2 separate regions of the Homo sapiens genome follow, and region 1 is linked to region 2. A link is a contact called in ENCODE POLR2A ChIA-PET data. All regions are on one chromosome and are shown on one strand. Each heading gives the region's core, a stretch centred on a gene start or an enhancer-like site at or near the end of the contact. The rest is flanking DNA. Distances are from core to core; before and after follow the strand shown. Region 1 has its middle 37 kb from the start of ARRDC2. Region 2 overlaps SIN3B (SIN3 transcription regulator family member B).

The links. ChIA-PET counts read pairs that join two places held with the same protein, here RNA polymerase II (POLR2A).
Region 1: POLR2A ChIA-PET joins it to region 2 with 12 read pairs in activated naive CD4-positive, alpha-beta T cell. The contact joins two enhancer-like sites. POLR2A ChIA-PET finds 5 or more read pairs at or near these places in 2 of 52 experiments (CD4-positive, alpha-beta T cell and activated naive CD4-positive, alpha-beta T cell).

The regions. Positions count from the first base shown.
Region 1 is chr19:18,043,168-18,047,513 of GRCh38, forward strand. No RefSeq gene overlaps it. Among named protein-coding and RNA genes, the nearest start is that of ARRDC2, 37 kb to the left of the region's middle. Within about 2 kb of position 1,989, at least 35 of the 41 ENCODE cell types and tissues checked have a DNase peak (open chromatin) inside an H3K27ac peak, as active enhancers do.
Region 2 is chr19:16,832,183-16,836,971 of GRCh38, forward strand. All of the region lies in intron 3 of SIN3B (SIN3 transcription regulator family member B), which reads left to right. Among named protein-coding and RNA genes, the nearest start is that of SIN3B, 5.2 kb to the left of the region's middle. RefSeq lists enhancers at 2,079-2,168, 4,468-4,789. Within about 2 kb of position 1,874, at least 5 of the 41 ENCODE cell types and tissues checked have a DNase peak (open chromatin) inside an H3K27ac peak, as active enhancers do.

The DNA of each region.
Region 1 (4,346 bases), core at 739-3,238, 1.2 Mb after region 2:
TTTTCACCTCAAAACAAAACAAAAAGACTAGTTACAAATTAGGGGAAGGTATTTGCAATATACTCAACAGATGGAGGAATACTATCAAACCTACATAAATAATTCCTATAATGCCATCCAGGCACGGTGGCTCACGTCTATAATCCCAGCGCTTTGGGAGGCTGAGGTGGGTGAATCACCTGAGGTCAGGAGTTCGGGACCAGCCTGGCCGACATGGTGAAACCCCATCTCTACTAAAAATACAAAAATTAGCCAGGCATGATGGCAGGCACCTGTAATCCCAACTACTCAGGTGGCTGAGGAAAGAGAATCACTTGAACCCGGGAAGCGGAGATTGCAGTAAGCTGAGATCATGCCACTGCACTCCAGCCTGGGTGACAGAGTGAGACTCAGTCTCAAAACAAAACAAAAAGACAAGTTACAAATTAGGGGAAGATATGTGCAATATACTCAATGGATGGAGGAATACTGTCAAACATATATAAAGAATTCCTATAATGAACACCACAAAGAACACAGAGTAGGAATTCACGAAGGAGGAAGCACAAGTGGCAAAGAGATGATCAACATTTACTGAGGATCAGGAAGATGCAAATTAAAACACCAGGTAGATGCCATTTGATTGGCAAAAGCTACAAAATCCACCAATACCAAGTGATTCCCCAAGATGTATTCATGAGAAACTCACAAATGGCTGTGGGAGGGTGCATGCTGCTGACACTTGGGAAAAACCTCTGGAGTTTCCAAGTGTCTCTGAGTCCACAACCCACATGCTCCAGAAATCCGCAAAGAGAAATACCTTCCTGCTCCTGGCCAGAGTGCCGGAGGTAAGCACTACCCTCTCAGACCTGGAGGACCTGCAGGAGGACAGGTGAGTTTTTACTTGGGGTTGGAGAGGGGGCTGTGTAAGTTTCCTGGGGCTAATGTAACAAATTTGCACAACCTGGGGGGCTCCAGACAACAGAAATTTATTCTCTCCCAGTTTTGGAGAGAAGTCTGAAATCAAGATAATTGCCTGGGTTGATTCTTTCCAGTGGTTTGAGATGTTTAAATGAGCTAATACCTGGTACACACTAAACACTTAGTACCAGTGTACTGGGAGAATAATAAAATGCAGGAATACAGCAAAGCATAAAATAAGCATTGATTGTTGATTGGATGAGTGATTAAGACTAAGTGAAGGGCCAGGTGCTGTGGCTGATGCCTATAATCCCAGCACTTTTGGAGGCCGAGGAGAGCGGTTCAGCTGAGGTCAGGGGTTCGAGACCAGCCTGGCCAACATGGCAAAACCCCATCTCTACCAAAAATACAAAAATTAGCTGGGCGTAGTGGCGCATGCCTGTAATCCCAGCTACTCAGGAGGCTGAGGCAGGAGAATTGCTTGAACCCTGGGAGGCGGAGGTTGCAGTGAGCCGAGATCACGCCACTGCACTCCGGCCTGGGTGATGGAGTGAGATTGTTTCAAAAAAAATAAAATAAAATAAAAAATAAGTGGAGGCTGGGCGCAGTGGTTCATGTCTGTAATCCTGGCACTTTGGGAGGCTGAGGCAGGCAGATCACTTGAGGTAAGGAATTTGAGACCAGCCTGGGCAACATGGTGAAACCCTGTCTCTACTAAAAATACAAAAATTAGCCAAGCGTGGTGGCGTGTGCCTGTAGTCCTAGCTACTTTGGAGGCTGAGGCTGCAGTGAGTTTGAACCTGGGAGGCAGAGGTTGCAGTGAGCTGAGATCGCGCCACTGTACTCCAGCCTGAGCGACAGAGCAAGACTCTTCTCAAAAAAAAAAAAAAAAAAGACTAAGTGGAGATGAGGGTTCAGTGCACCCCCATCTCCTGGCCCTGCTGCCCATGAGCCAGACCCTGAGCTGACAGATTGGTGCCCATTTCCTCTTATGGATTGATACGGGGCTCTTACCTCTGGGTTTGCTCAGCCCAGCAGCAGGCAGTCAGAGCCAGAAGTTGTTTGCAAACCGAAACCGGTCTGCGGCTTGGGCCACCTACTTGTGAAACCAGCTGTCGCTGTTTTTCCTCCCTGTGAGAAAGTCCCCCAGTAAAGCTGCGCGGGGGAGGAGAAGGAGGGTGGAGGAGGGCCGAGTAGCTTCCTGGGAGACCTTGGGGTGTGGAGGCGCTGCTCTGGACTTTGGTTTGCCCATCTGCAACTGGGCACCATGGGGAAAGGGGATTGCAGGCTCCTGGCTGGGGAGTTTGGATTTGGGGATGCTGGACAAGTGACTTCACCTCTCTGAGCCTCAGTTTCCTTATCTGTGAACTAGTGAGAAACACATGGCCACCAGAGCTGCTGCAAAGGGGCATGTCCCTCTCTTCATTCAGGCCTTGGCCCCAAATGTCGCCTATTCCAGGAAGCCCTCCAGGACTGCCTGATCAGGAAACACCCTCCCTCTGCTGCATCTGGTCATGTATTCTACTTTATTCATCACACTTTTCAACACCTGATTCCACATTACAGATGCATCGCTTCAGGTGCATAATGTCCTCTGGGTCCCACCTTTGTCCCCAGACCATGAGTCCTACAAGGGCAAGATTGCTCTCAGTTGTCCCCGGCTGTGTCCCCAGACCACAGCCCAGGGCCTAAAGCACAGCAGGCATCTGGGGAAACATTTCTTTTTATCAGCATAAGATTATTATCTGTGAGCACACTCATTAAGCCCCGGCTGTGTACAGGAGCCAGCGACACCACCATGAATGAGATACAAATTCTTTTTTTTTTCTTTCTTTTTTTTTTTTTAGACGGAGTCTCATTCTGTTGCCCAAGCTGGAGTGCAGTGTGGCACAATCTCAGCTCACTGCAACCTCCACCTCCCAGGCTCAGGTGATTCTCCCGCCTCAGCCTCCCAAGTAGCTGGGATTGGTAGCTGGGACTACAGGCTCCCACCACCACACAGTTAATTTTTGTATTTTTCAGCAGAGATGAGATTTCACCATGTTGGCCAGGCTGGTCTTGAACTCCTGACCTCAAGTGATTCGCTCACCTCAGCCTCCCAAAGTGCTGGGATTATAGGCATGAGTCACCGCGCCTGGCAGAGATACAAATTCCTGATGGCAGAGGAGGGAGAGAGAGTGTGGGTGACGATGACAATTGAACTGAGACCCAAAGGAGGTAGGGGAGACATATGGGCGTCTCTGGGAAGATGGTCCCCGGGAAAGCACAGCCTTTAGACAGGCCCCGAGGCAGGAGCCTGTCTGACTCACCGGAGGAGCTTGGAGGAGGCTGAGGTGGCCTAAGTCGATTAAGCAGGGTGGGGAGGGAAGAGGCGATGGTGCCGTGAGACCAAGCAGGGCCTTGAGGTCTGGGGGGAGAACTTTGGCTTTTACTCTGAGGAAGGTGGGAGCCACAGAGGCTTCTAGACAGAAGAAGGACAAGCCGGACTCAGGATACCAGGGTGGGGGTATCTGTGGGGGATAAAGGGAGAAGCGAGGAGACCACAGAGGGGTGCCACTGCTGGTCCTAAGGAGCAATGATAGTCTGGACCAGGGAGAAGGGACCTTCATGAGAAGGGATCGGATGTGGGAGCAATTTTGATGGTGGATGGGTGGAGGAAGAAGATTCAGGGGCACCAGTGTGAGCCCATCTCACAAGGGAGGAAACTGAGACTCTGGGGACAGAGGGATCTCAGTAAAGGAGAAACTGGAAGAAACCAGTGGAACGTTCAGAGGTGACCAGGGTCCAGGAGGGAGCCCCCGCACCTCCCTGAGTCACAGAGATTGCCAGCTTCCTCCTGATGCAACCTGACCTTCCATCTCTCTCTTTGTTTGTTTGTTTGTTTGTTTTGAGACAGAGTCTCACTCTGTCACCCAGGCTGGGGTGCAGTGGCACGATCCCTGCTCACTGCAACCTCTACCTCCCATGTTCAAGCAATTCTACTGCTTCAGCCTCCAAAGTAGCTGGGATTACAGATACACACCACCACACTGGGCTAATTTTTGTATCTTTAGTAGAGACGGGGTTTCGCCATGTTGGCCAGGGTGATCTTGAACCCCTGACCTCAAGTGATCTGCCTGTCTTGGCCTCCCAAAGTGCTGGGATTACAGGCGTGAGCCACCGCACCCGGCCTCTCTTTGATTTTATCTCTATAATTTCCATCCCTGTCAGAGGGAAGAGGCTCCACCACCTACAGACACCGATAGGCCTGACTCGGCTTCCCACAGATTCATTTACTAACCCCAAACCCCAAGACATGGGTACCAACACTGTTTTACAGATGGGGAAACTGAGGCTCATATAGGCGAAGTGGTTTTCCAGGCAGAGGCAGGATTAGAACCCTGAGCCTTGGCTCTAGACCCCTGCTCTTGAGATGGCACTCTGCTGGGGGTCATCAAACATTCCAC
Region 2 (4,789 bases), core at 624-3,123:
CTGGCCCTCTTTTTTTTTTTTTTTTTTTTTTTGGAGACGGAGTCTGGCTCTGTCACCCAGGCTGGAGTGCAGTGGCGCAATCTCAGCTCAGTGCAACCTCCGCCTCCCAGGTTCAAGCAATTCTCCTGCCTCAGCCTCCCGAGTAGCTGGGATTACAGGTGTGCACCACCATGCTTAGCTAATTTTTGTATTTTTAGTAGAGATGGGGTTTCTTCATGTTGGCCAGGCTGTTCTTGAGCTCCTGACCTCAAGTGATCTGCCTGCTTCAGCTTCCCAAAGTGCTAGGATTACAGGCGTGAGCCACCGTGCCCAGCCTCCTTTTTTTTTTTTTTTTTTAAGACAGGTTCTCACTCTGTTGCCCAGGCTGGAGTGCAGTGGTGCCATCATATCTCACTGCAGCCTCAACCTCCTGGGCTCAAGTGATCCTCCCGTCTCAGCCTCCTAAGTAGCTAGGACTACAGGCGTGCACCACCACGGCCAGCTAATTTATTTATTTTTTTTGTAGCGACAGGGTCTCACTATGTTGCCCAGGGTTGGTCTCGATCTCCTGGCCTCAAGCGATGTGCCCACCTTGGCCTCCCACAGTGCTGGGATTACAGGAGTGAGCCACTGTGCCTGGCTCACTGCCCCTTCTATCTCTGCAGTCTCTTCATGCTTGAGCTTACTAGCGCCTCTGAGAAAAAGAAAGCCTACTTAAGATTTCCTTTTATAAGATGACCATTGTCATTTTTTCCACCTCAACACTATTTCCCATTTAAGGCATAATTCTTTGCTGTTGGGGGCTTCCCAGTGCATTGTGGGGTGTTTAGCAGGATCTGTAGCGTGTACCTACCAGACCTTCACTCAGTTCTGACAGCCAGAAATGTCTCCAGACATTGCCAGGTGTCTCCCTGGGGGGCAAAAGTGCCCCTGTTGAGAACCACCGGTGTAAGTGGACCAGCTCTCCCAACCTCCTCCAGTCCTTGCCTCGAGAGTTTTAGCAGGGAGTGTCAGAATCTACTGCTGGAAGCACTTGGTAGGTCTTCTTTGATGGAAGAGATGATAGAGCGTCCAATCAATTAGGGATCTGACACTCCGCAGTCAGTTGGAAAGAGAACAGCGAAGGGTAATGTGGCAGTGCTTTTGTATTAATTCCATGTGCAAGGTGTGTGTCAATTCTGCTGCTTCTCGGCCAGGCGCAGTGGCTCACGCCTGTAATCCCAGCACTTTGGGGGGCCGAGATGGGTAGATTACAAGGTCAGGAGTTCAAGACCAGCCTGGCCATCATGGTGAAACCCTGTCTCTACTAAAAGTACAAAAATCAGCCAGGCGCAGTGGAGCATGCCTGTAATCCCAGCTACTTGGGAGGCTGAGGCATGAGAATTGCTTGAACCTGGGAGGCGGAGGTTGCAGTGAGCAGAGATTGTGCCACTGCACTGTAGCCTGGGTGACAGAGCAAGACTCCGTCTCAAAAAAAAAAAAAATTCTGCTGCTTCTCTGTGCAAGACCCTCTCTGCCATCAGCCTGTTGTCTCCTGAAAGCCAAGGAGCGAGTCTCAGGGTTTTTTTTTTGCCTTTTTTGAGAAGGAGTCTCGCTCTGTCACCCAGGCTGGAGTTCAGTGGCGCAATCTCGGCTCCCTGCAACCTCCACCTCCTGGGTTCAAGAGATTCTCCTGCCTCAGCGTGCTGAGTAGCTGGGATTACAGGCACGCTTCATCATGCCCGGCTAATTTTTTTGTATTTTTAGTGGAGATGGGGGTTTCGCCATGTTGGTCAGGCTGGTCTCGAACTCCTGACCCCGTGATTCGCCCACCTCTGCCTCCCAAAGTGCTGGGATTACAGGTGTGAGCCACCGCACCCAGCTGAATCTCAGCTTTAAAGGGGAACTTGGAAGCGTGTGGCCACTGAACTCTGAAGAGCCTTCCATTTCCTGTTTGCAAATGAAGCCCCAGGATCCAGATGTACTGCTTGTGTCTTAGACCATGAAAGCCTTAGCAAGACTGATCTCCAGAACAGTCACGACTGCGGGAGAAAGCCAAGCTCATTTGCAATAGCAGCGTCCACCAGAGCACTTTGCAGAGCCTGAATGCTGTGGAAACTCTGGGTCTCGTTCCTGTCACTCACTCAGAAAGAGCCAGAGTGAAAAGATGTGAACTGTGCGTCCTGCATGTGGAAATTGCCTTTCAGCAGAGTCCCTGCCCGTGGAGTAACTCGGCTTTCAGGGCTAGATCTTGACAGGCGCCACACTGGTTGTATTTGGAGTTGGCTCTTCCTTTAAGTAGCTGCGGGTCCCCAACCGTGGAGGGCTGGCAGTCTTGTCTCCCCGTAGGTGGCTTAGGTGACAATGATGACGGTGCAGACCCATCGACTTGGGGAAAGGCTTGAAAAGAACTTTCACTTAGTAGCTACTCAGCAGGGCCTTGGTCATCGTGCTGCAGCCTGGGAACAGTCATTTCCAGGCTTAGGTGTAGAAGTTTGTTCTCTTCGGGGGCCCCTGGGAGCCCACTGGCTTCCAGTTGATATTGACACAGGTGCTGTCAGGTTTCCAGCCCTGTTTCCCAGCAGTCTGGGCTGTTGTTTGTGTGGCTTCAGGACAGAAACATGAGAGATATCCCAGGTCCAGGCCATGACTCGCGTGGCTTCAGGAGTCCTTTGAGCTTTCGGCTCCCTGGAGTCCTTTGAGAGGCCATCGTCTGAAAGCCTCACAGGGTTTCCCACACACAGAGGCCCTGGTGATATTCTTTCTTTCTTTCTTTTCTTTCTTTTTTTTTTTTTTTGTGACAGAGTTTCAGAGTTTCGCTCTTTACCCACGCTGGAGTGCAATGACACAATCTCGACTCACCGCATCCTCTGCCTCCCCAGTTCAAGCGATTCTCCTCCCTCAGCCTCCTGAGTAACTGGGATTACAGGCATGCACCAGCGCGCCCGACTAATTTTGTATTTTTAGTAGAGACGGGGTTTCTCCATATTGGTCAGGCTGGTCTTGAACTCCCGACCTCACGTGATCTGCCTGCCTCGGCCTCCCAAAGTACTGGGATTACAGGCATGAGCCACTGCACCTGGCCATCTTTTTTTTTTTTTTTTTTGAGACAGAGTCTCGCTGTGTTGCCCAGGCTGGAGTGCAATGGCACGATCTTGGCTCGCTGCATCCTCTGCCTCCCGGGTTCAAGTGATTCTCCTGCCTCAGCCTCCTGAGTAGCTGGGATTACAGGTGCCTGCCACCACTATCAGCTAATTTTTGTATTTTTAGTAGAGATGGGATTTCACCATGTTGGTCAGGCTGGTTTCGAAATCCCCTGACCTCATGATCTGCCCACCTCGGCCTCCCAAAGTTCTTTTTTTTTTTTTTTTTACTTTAATTGAATTATTTTTTAATTTTGAGACACCATTTCACTGTCACCCAGGCTAGAGTACAATGGCGTGATCTCAGCTCACTGCAGCCTCCGCCTCTGAGGTTCAAGTCATTCTCCTGCCTCAGCCTCCCAAGTAGCTGCTATTACAGGCATGTGCCACCACACCCAGCTAATTTTTGTATTTTTAGTAGAGACAGGTTTTCACCATGTTGGCCAGGCTGGTCTCGAACCCCTGACCTCAAGTGATCCCCCACCTCAGCCTCCCAAAGTGTTGAGATTACAGGCGTTAGCCACTGTGCCTGGCCTTTTTTACATTTTTAAAACAGAGACAGGGTTTCACCATGTTGTCCAGGCTGGACTCAAGTGATCCTCCTGCCTTGGCCTCCCAAAGTTTTGGGATTACAGGTGTGACCCACCACGCCTGGCCAGTATTCTCTGTTGCTTAGTTTTTCTAGTTTGACTGTTTTGAAGTATCTTTTTCCCCCCCCAATTTTATCACAAAGCCTGCCAGCTACTGACAAGTAGGGAGTGGCCCATAGGTGGTAAGGAAGGTGAATAAGAGAGTCCCAGCCTCGGGCAGCCTTTGGCGCAGGGTGTCTTCAGCTTTGGGGGCCAGACTGTTCTTTATGGCGAGGTGCCGTCCTGCACACTGAAGGGTATTTGAGCAGCCTCCCTGGCCTCCACCCACCAGATGCTTCTAGATGTGATAACCTAAAGTGTCTCCCGTGTTGCCGAGTGTCCCCTGGGTGGCAGAGTTGCTCAGGTTGAGAACACGAGTCTAAAGGGGAAGACAGACACAGGCCGTGGTGTGTGGCCAGTGACGACCTGGGGAATTTGGAGGAAGGAACAGCTTCTTACTGGAGCCTTGCCTTGGCCTCCTGAGTCAGCATCATTTACTGTCTGGTAATTCAGGCCTTGGTTGTAATGTCAGCTCCACAGAGAGCCCCCTAGTCCCTACCCTGTGTCATTCTTACACCACCCTGGGTTATGTATTTCAAAACGGCTAGGAAAAGAAGTTCAGAATGCATTGTTTCTTATTGGTTTTCCTTCCTTGGTTGACGGTGAGTCCTTAAGATGAGGTGGGCCCTGCACTGTCTTGTTCATGACTGTATCCACCTTCTGGAACGTCGCCAGGGAGCAGTGCATGGTGCAGGAATGAGAAACTGGATGCTGGTGGGAACATGGCCGCTCTCAGCTAGCGGGTCCTCTTCAGGGCAGACCCTGCCTCGTGGAAGATGACAGCTGGCTTGGACAGAGACAGAGATAACCCCTTAACGTGCAGCTCCTAACTTAAGCAGCCCCTCGACATTCAAAGGGAGCCCCCTGGCTGTTCTCTGGGGGAAGTCCCGCTAGTTGTCAACAAGTCGATTCTTGTGTTTGTATCTTCTTGGCTCATGGAGCAGGCGGTGACCCCTTCTCCGAGCCAGGCCCTGGGGTTTATTCAGAGGCCCTGCTTTC